Linked DNA regions of Homo sapiens: region 1 is linked to region 2. Evidence: read pairs that join two places in POLR2A ChIA-PET (ENCODE). Cell type or tissue: GM12878. All regions are shown on one strand. Each heading gives the region's core, and the rest is flanking DNA. Links, peaks and the distances in the headings are about the cores only.

Region 1 (4,520 bases), core at 277-4,276, 170 kb after region 2:
TTTGGGAGGCTGAGGCAGGTAGATTACTTGAGGTCAGGAGTTTGAGACCAGCCTGGCCAACATGGTGAAACTCCATCTCTACAAAAATACAAAAATTAGCTGGGCATGGTGGTGAGTGCCTGTAATCCAGAGCTGCTCGGGAGGCTGAGGTAGGAGAATCACTTGAACCCGGGAGGCAGAGGTTGCAGTGAGCCAAGATCGTCCCACTGCACTCCAGCCTGGGCGGCAGAGCGAGACTCTAATAAAAAAAAAAAAATTTCCTTGGATTTGCCATTTTTTCTATAGTGAATATGGGTTAACTGTGTTCAAAATCACTTTTAAAAATGAAAAATTATTTCACTTAATTGTCTAAAAGTTTTATCCTAAGGATGTACAAAAAGACACAGAAGGCTATTGTTTCCATGTTTAAAACAGTAAAAAGAGGCAGACAGTCTGCTTGTAAGAAACAACCATATAAGCACTGGTATATTTATACAGAGGAATTCTATATGGCCATTACAAATCTTGATATAGGAGAATATTAACATAGATGAGCATGATGTGTATTAAAAATAGGTCATACAATAATACGGAGAAAATAAACCTACTTTGGTAAATAATTTTTTATTTTAATTGAGAGAGTGTCTTGTCTTGTGCTGTTGCCCAGGCTGGAGTGCAGTGGAGCAATCCTGGCTCACTGCAACCTCTGCCTTCTTGGTTCAAGAGATTCTTGTGCCTCAGCCTCCCGAGTAGCTGGGATTATGGGCACCTGCCACCATGCCTGGCTAATTTTTGTATTGTTAGTAGAGACGGGGTTTTACCATGTTGGCCAGGCTGGTCTTGAACTTGTGACCTCAGGAAATCTGCCCGCCTTGACCTCCCAAAGCGTTGGGATTATAGGCATGAGCCACCACGCCTGGCCTTATTTTTAATTTTTGTCTCCGTTCAAGTTTTCTTCTTTCGAGACAGAGTCTTACTCTGTTGCTAGGCTACAGTGCAGTGGTGCGATCTTGGCTCACTGCAACCTGCGCCTTCCCGGTTTAAGCGATTCTCCTGCCTCAGCCTCCCGAGTAGCTGGGGCTACAGGCAAGTGCCACCATGCCTAGCTAATTTTTGTATTTTTAGTAGAGACTCGGTTTCACCATGTTGGCCAGGTTGGACTCGAACTCCTGACCTCAGGTGATCCACCCGCCTCAGCCTCCCAAAGTGCTGGGGTTAGAGGCGTGAGCAACCGTGCCTGGCCTCTCAGTTCAAGTTTAACGGAAACTAGAAAAGATCAATGGGCTTATTCCCTCTAATGATACATCACACAAATCAGCGGCCTGCCCCACAACACAGCTCAGGCCATTCCCACCAAGAGAAGAAAGGCTGGCCTCTCCACCCCTTGTAGGAAAGGCCTGCCCTAGCACACCAGAATTGATCTGAATCTGAAGTCTTTTGTTTGACTCATGGGAAAAAAAAATACAAAAGAGGTTTTGTTCTCATTGCTGCCTACTGGCATTAGTAAATAATTATATTTACATATGTATGTATTAGAAAAATCATGGAAGGATATACAGGAAACCCATTTAACACTGCTTTGCTAAGGCTAAAGAGTCACAGGCTACTATAACTTTTTTCTTTTTGTCTCTAGTATTTCCTAAATTATACTTTATAAATTACTAACAAAAATTAAACATTTAAATCTACTCACAATGTCAGGTGATCACAACTTTATCCCTTTCAAAGTAAAGCTCTGAAATCTCTTAGATTCTTAGAAGAAAAGCAGCTTAAGTGTTGATTGTATTTTGAGGCAATATGAAGAAAAAGAACGAATAACAAGCCCTAAAACTGCTCTGAGTTCTATTCTTCATAAGAATCACCTGTGACATTGGCTAAAATGCAGATTCCCAGGAACATGCTGCCAGGAGATCATTCTGCAGTTCTGGGATGGGGGCCAAGTGATGGCATTTCTGACATTCCCCACCACCTACAAGAATCACTGATGCAGGTGGTCTACTTTGACTGGTTTAAAACAATGACGCTATAGTAAAAGAGTGAGAGCTGGCAAAAAATTCAATGTAAGGCATTAGAGATCATCTAAATTTTTTTTTTTTTTTTTTTGAGACAGAGTCTTGCTCTGTCACCCAGGCTGGAGTGAGGGCTGTGGCGTGATCTCAGTTCACTGCAACCTCCGCCTCCCGGGTTCAAGCGATTCTCCTGCCTCAGCCTCCCAAGTAGCTGGGGCTACAGGTGTGCACAACCATGCCTGGCTAATTTTTGTATTTTTAGTAGAGACTGAGTTTTACCATGTTGGTTAGCCTGGCCTCAAACTCCTGACCTCAAGGGATATCACCTAATTTTTAATTCCAGACTTCCAGCTAAGGATTCTGAAGGCCAGCTAGGTTCAGGACTTGCCCCAGGCCACAGAGCTGAACGAGAACTCACATTTCCTAATTCGGTGAACAGTCCCCTGTCCCCAAATCAACAGCACAATGCTTTCTCCTTTAGCTGTGGGACATGGGGGCTACCTGGACGATTCCTTTACAACTCCAACTTCCTCCTCAACACACATACACACAATACTGAATTCAGCGGTCCAAACAACGTTTCACACTATGTGACTTGATGTCCCCTAACTGCAAATATGAAATGCCTAATGTGCCTTTGACTTATTTTAAGCAAAGTAGATAAAGCAGGGCATTTATCTTCATTTTTCCTTCTCCAAGTCCATTCATCATTACTTAGAAAATATTGCAGCGGCCTCCAAAAAGTCTCACTAGTTAATCACTGAATGCCAGAACACTCTTGTTTTTTTTGAGATTGAGTCTCGCTCTGTCGCCCAGCCTGGAATGCAGTGGCGCGATCTCTGCTCACTGCAACCTCCACCTCCCGGGTTCAAGTGATTCTCCTGCTTCAGCCTCCTGAGTAGCTGGGATTACAAGTGCCCGCCACCACGCCCAGCTGTTTTTTGTATTTTTAGTAGAGACGGGATTTTACTATGTTGGCTAGGCTGGTCACGAACTCCTGACCTCAAGTGATCCACCTACCTACCTCGGCCTCCCAAAGTTCTGGGATTACAGGTGTGAGCCACCGTGCCTGGCCGCCAGAACACTCTTTGTAGAGAAATGCTTGTACGAAGCATTTTCCTCTTCAATAACCAACAATGACTTTTTAAATGCAAATACATGATAGTTTTGACTATTATTGAAACCATAAAACAGATACAAAAGTAGATAATAGTTTAATAAACTCCTGTCTTCCCATTACTAGCTTCAACAATGATTAGAAAACATCTGGTTTCCCTGATAACTCCCTCTGCCCACTCACACTGGATTATTTTGAAGCAACAGCTAGAGATTCAATCATTTTCATCCATAAATATTTCAGTATATGTCCCTAAAAGAACTCTAAAAAATGCAAACCATTGAGGCTAAAACTATCAAATCTTAAAAAAAGATAAGTATGATTATCACATAATCCAGTCAGTATTCAAATTTCTCCAATAGTCTTTTTTTTTGATATGGCATCTCACTCTGTCACCCAGGCTGGAGTGCAGTGGCGTGATCTCTGCTCACCGCAACCTGTCTCCCAGGCTTAATCAATCCTCCCACCTCAGCCCCCCAAATAGCTGGGACCACAGACGTACAAAACCACGCCTGGCTTCTTTTTTTTTTTTTTTCGTATTTTTAATAGAGATGGGTTTCACTATGTTGCCCAGGCTAGTCTCGAACTGCTGGGTTCAAGCTATCCACCCACCTTGGCCTCTGAAAGTACTGGAATTACAGGCATGAGCTACTGTGCCCAATCTCCAATAGTCTCTAAAAAATTTCTTTAATAGGGTGTTTGCATCAGAATTCCAGTCATGTATTTCCATTGGTTGCTATTATTTTAAAGTCTTTTAATCCATAGGTTCTCTTTGTTTAAATACAACTTAAAATTTTTAAAAAATTCAAACACAATTTATAGACAATAAAATGCACAGAATGAATTACAGACAGGGTCTCACACTGTCACCCAGGCTAGAGTGCAATGGAATGTGATCATAGCTAACTGTAGCCTTGAACTCCTGGGCTCAAGCAATCCTCCCACCTTGGCCTTTGGAGTAGCTAGGACACAGGACCCAGGTGCTTGTGATCATGCCCCACGAAAATGCACTGATTTTAAGTGTAAGTCGGATGGAATTTGGTAGATGTATACGCCTGTGTAACCACCTCTGTAACAGAGATACAGAACATTTCTAACAACCTGGTAAGCCTTTCCTCCCACCCCTTCCAGATAGTGTCACCCAGGAATACCAGGTGCTATAATTTTTCTCACCACAGCTTACTTTTGTAAACTAGGGCTTTTTAAAGCTTCTCCAATCAAGGTCCACCTCCTCCTGCAGGCATCCAAGGGTCAAGGTGGAAGGTTTCATCTTGCCTGCGGGAACTTTACCTCTCAGCTACTCCTCCACTCTGTCCATTCTGTTCAGAGTGGTCCTGTGACTTAATTACTCCAACTCTGTGAGTAGGGAGTAATTAGATCATCCTACAGGTCTGGAAATTCGCCATCCTTCACCA
Region 2 (4,215 bases), core at 216-4,215:
CCCAGGAGTTTCCAGTGACCAGAGCACATCATCCTGGGAAACCTGACCGTGGAGCTCAGTGGCAAAAAAAAAAACTCATGTGAAGTCTCCTACTATGTCTTAAAAATTGGTCAGGCAGCCGGGCGCGGTGGCTCCCGCCTATAATCCCAGCACTTTGGGAGGCCAAGGCAGGCGGATCACCTGAGGTCAGGAGCTCAAGACCAGCCTGGCCAACATGGTGAAACCCCGTTTCTACTAAAAATACAAAAATTAGCCAGGCATGGTGGCAGGGGCCTGTAATCCCAGCTACTTGGAAGGCTGAGGCAGGAGAATCGCTTGAACCCGGGAGGCAGAGGTTGCAGTGAGCCGAGATCGCGCCACTGCACTCTAGCCTGGGCAACAGAGTGAGGCTCTGTCTCACAATAAAAAACAAACACACAAAAAATTGGTCAGGCGTGGTGGCTCATGCCTGCAATCCCAGCACTGTGGGAGGCCAGGGCAGGCAGATCACTTGAATGTCCAGGAGTCTGAGACCAGCCCAGGCAACATGGTGAAACCCCATCTCTACAAAAAGTACAGAAATTAGCTGGGTGTGGTGGTACATGCCTGTAGCCTCAGCTACTGAGGGGGCTGAGGTAGGAGGATCGCTTAAGTCCAGGAGGTGGAGGCTACAGTGAACTGAGATCATGCTGCTGCACTCTGGCCTGGGTGAGAGAGCAAGATCCTTCTCAATTAAAAAATAATAATAATTAAAAAAAAAAAACTGAAGTAGAGCTAGGCACAGCAGCTCAAGCCTGTAATCCCAGCGCTTCTAGAGGCTGAGGCAGGAGGCTCACTTGAGCCAAAAGTTTAAGACCAGCCTCGGCACCACACTGAGACCCCCATCTCTACAAAAAAAGTTTTTTAATTAGCCAGGTGTGGCATGGTGGCACACACCTGTAGTCCCAGCTACTCGTGAGACTGAGATGGGAGGATCACTCGAACCCAGGAGTTGGAGGCTGCAGTGAGCTACGATTGCACTACTGCACTCCAGTCTGGGTAACAGAGCAAGACGCTGTCTCCAAAAAAAAAAAAAAATTAAGTAGATTTTGCATTCTGCTGTCTTCTCCCTATTATGTCTTTGTTGTTTTTTTTTCAATTTAAGAGTATTTTAAAATCATATTTGTTCATCATAACTGTCTCCTGAGAGCCAGGTTTCCGCCTTGTCTTCCCATGGCTCCACCCTCACTGCGCCTTCCTACAGCACAAATATGGCACAGCTGCAGAGAGTGCTCTGGCCACCCCCACACAGCAGATACTTTGGAAAGTGACTTGTTTTGACCATTCTTTCAAGCTAACAAACAGGTTGTTCTGATGCTGAGCTACACTTAAAAAACAACAAAAAAAGGGGGGGCAGTGGGAAAACGAGAGCCTGTCTGGCTGCTCCTTACGGCGGACAAGCAGTGAAAAGGTACTGGCTTTTCTGAGTGCCCTTCCCAACCCTTCCACCCTCAGCAGGCAGAAGGTGCTGGAGCACCGGGCCAGGAACACTCACAAGGGGGCACTTTTTTCTGTGCTTCAAGCTCCAGATGCCAGAACGCGGTTTCCTTCCTACCTGTAGAAAGGTTTAGGCAATCCCCAACTCCAGGGATCAAGAAATAGCAGCCTTCTCCCAAGACTCACTTTTCCCAATTTTTGTGTTTTGTTCAGTGGTAGATCCCCAGCACATGGTGGGCTCTGGAAGCATGTTAAGACATGAATGCATTCCTTCGAGGTGCCTTATCGTCAATGGACAACCATAAAACACTTCAGAGGAGACCACATAACCACCAGAAAGAACGAAATAACTGCCAGTGCTGCCATTTGGCCACACCCTAAACGTGGCTGGAATGTAAGTCTACACATCTGGGGGCACAAGCTTTGGAAAAGCAGTCAAGAGGGCGCCTGCCATAGGGCCTGAAAGGAGATCCGAGGCATAGCTCAGAGTCCTCCCATATTTATTTCTGCTCACTCGATACGCACCTCTCCCTTGTCAACCTGGTACAACATGTTTATTTAAGAGATAATGTTGCGGTGGAGGAGTGCACAAGGCAATAAACAGCTTTTGCAGGCAATTAAATGCAGAAGTGAAATTGAGCTGCTGGTCAGCGGAACCAGCCATTCATTGTGAGTTTGTTCCAGTGTCACAAATGTTATTCCTGTTTCACAACAGGACAGGAATCTATGATTGGGCCACAAATCTCCTACACAGGCTGAGGCAGACCAGAAGCAATTAAAAGCAGCTCTCAGCAGGCAGGGCATTTACACAAAAGAGCCTTAAGATTCTGGAATGCCGAGCTAGGAGACTGCTCTATTTTTTAAGGAGGTTTGGCACTTAGTAGGTGCTCAGTAATTATTCGTGGCTTGCTTGTTTTTATAGGGAGGCTTGCAGGAAGTCTCAACTGTACAATAAAAATTCGAAACCCTTTCTACTCATCTCTAAGAATTCCTTCTAGCTTTAAAAAGTTATGACGATCTCCACTAGAGTCAGTTTTTTTTTTCTAGGAATCAAAAAGGAGTTGTTGGTTTTAATACAAATTGTTTTCTTGTTTCTTTTTTAAAATATTGATTTTTTTTGAAGAAAGATTTGAATCTTTCTTGATTCTGATATAAATCAGAAAGGAGTTATCCTACAGGATACAAAAATCAACATACAAAAATTAGTTAGCATTTCTATACATGACTAGTGAACCATCTGAAAAAGAAATCAAGAAAACAATCCCATTTACAATAGTTAAAAAAATACATGTAATCAAAGAGGTGAAAGATTTCTTTACTGAAAACTATAAAACACTGATGAGAGAAACCGAAGACAGATAAATGAAAAGATATTCCATGTTCATGGGCTGTAAGAATTAATATGGCTAAAATGTCCACACTACCCAAATTTGTATCACAATCTAAAAAGAAAAAGAGAGTTTACATCCTACTAGGCAGGATAGCTAATAAAAAGATGACTCCATCTGGTTAAGTTAGGAGGAGAGTCCGGCCTTAGCAACACAGTCAAGAAAGTAGTTGAAGACCCAACCTCACATTCTGGCCTCAAGGTTGAGCCATTTTCACACCAAGAAAATCAGTCAGGAGAGAACAGCACAGGTGCTCTCCAAGTGCAGCGGTGGGGCACCTTCTACAAAGAAGACAGAAAAGCAGGGCAGCAACCAAAGAAGAGCCCCCGACTCTGCCCTCTCCTAGGAAGCTGCCACCAAGAGGGGCAAGGCATTGTCCAAAGAGCAGAGTGAGAGAGCCTTCCAGGAACAGCAGAAAAAGCGAAGTGAGGAAAAGACTGCCATCCAGATCTCTGTTCCTGACACTTCTGCTACCTCTCTGGGCCAGGCACGGTGACTCATGCCTGTAATCCCAGCACTTTGGGAGGCCGAGTGGGCGGATCACTTGAGGCCAGGAGTTTGAGAACAGCCTGGACAACATGGTGAAACCCCATGTCCACTAAAAATACAAAAATTAGCCGGGCGTGGTGGCACATGCCTGTAATCCCAGCTACTTGGGAGGCTGAGGCACAGGAATCACTTGAACCTGGGAGGTGGAGGTTGCAGTGAGCCAAGATCACGCCACTGCACGCCAGCCTGAATGACAGAGTGAGGCCCTGTCTCAAAAAAAGAAAAACAACAATAACAAAAGAAAAAAGAAAAACGACTCTGGTTAAAAAGTGAGCCATCCAGTTTCTCTCCCTTCAACATTAGCTAAAGGTATTATTTGTAGATTTTTACTATTTAATTTTAATACTTCTTTATAACATCTATGTCTTAACGCATTTTGCACCATTATCATTTTTACCTATACTTTATGTTTTCTATTTCCTAAGGGCATCAAATTCTTCCCCAAAGATACAGAAATCAATCCATACACATTCATACTTGGTCCATATTCGCATGTCAGTCTTTTGATAATAGTTAACATATGTATTTTTATACCCTATCTTGCTACAAAGGGGATCTGAGGTAGCTAACGAAAATACATATGAACAAACAGTCAAGAACTCAATAGATTTTTTAGGCCGGGCGCGGTGGCTCTCAGGAGACAGTTATAATGAACAAACATGATTTTAAAACATTCTTAAATTGGAAAAAACCAACAACGACATAATAGGGAGAAGATAGTAGAATGCAAAATCTACTTAATTTTGTTTTTTTTTTTTGGAGACAGTGTCTTGCTCTGTTACCCAGGCTGGAGTCCAGTAGTGTAATCATAGCTCACTGCAGC

Evidence for each region. Peaks named below come from ENCODE experiments on the same cell type or tissue, not always from the same donor. Only the 100,000 strongest peaks of a DNase experiment are listed, where the experiment ranks them.
Region 1: POLR2A ChIA-PET joins it to region 2 with 5 read pairs; 3 of 35 experiments call an interaction of 5 or more read pairs at or near these places.

Annotation. Positions count from the first base shown.
Region 1 is chr9:723,059-727,578 of GRCh38, reverse strand. The region is part of intron 3 of KANK1 (KN motif and ankyrin repeat domains 1); the gene reads right to left. Among named protein-coding and RNA genes, the nearest start is that of KANK1-AS1, 40 kb to the right of the region's middle. In GM12878, for the core only: no CTCF peak of the experiment used is centred there; no DNase peak of the experiment used is centred there.
Region 2 is chr9:897,528-901,742 of GRCh38, reverse strand. The region is part of intron 3 of DMRT1 (doublesex and mab-3 related transcription factor 1); the gene reads right to left. Among named protein-coding and RNA genes, the nearest start is that of DMRT1, 58 kb to the right of the region's middle. In GM12878, for the core only: no CTCF peak of the experiment used is centred there; a DNase peak (open chromatin) is centred at 2,042.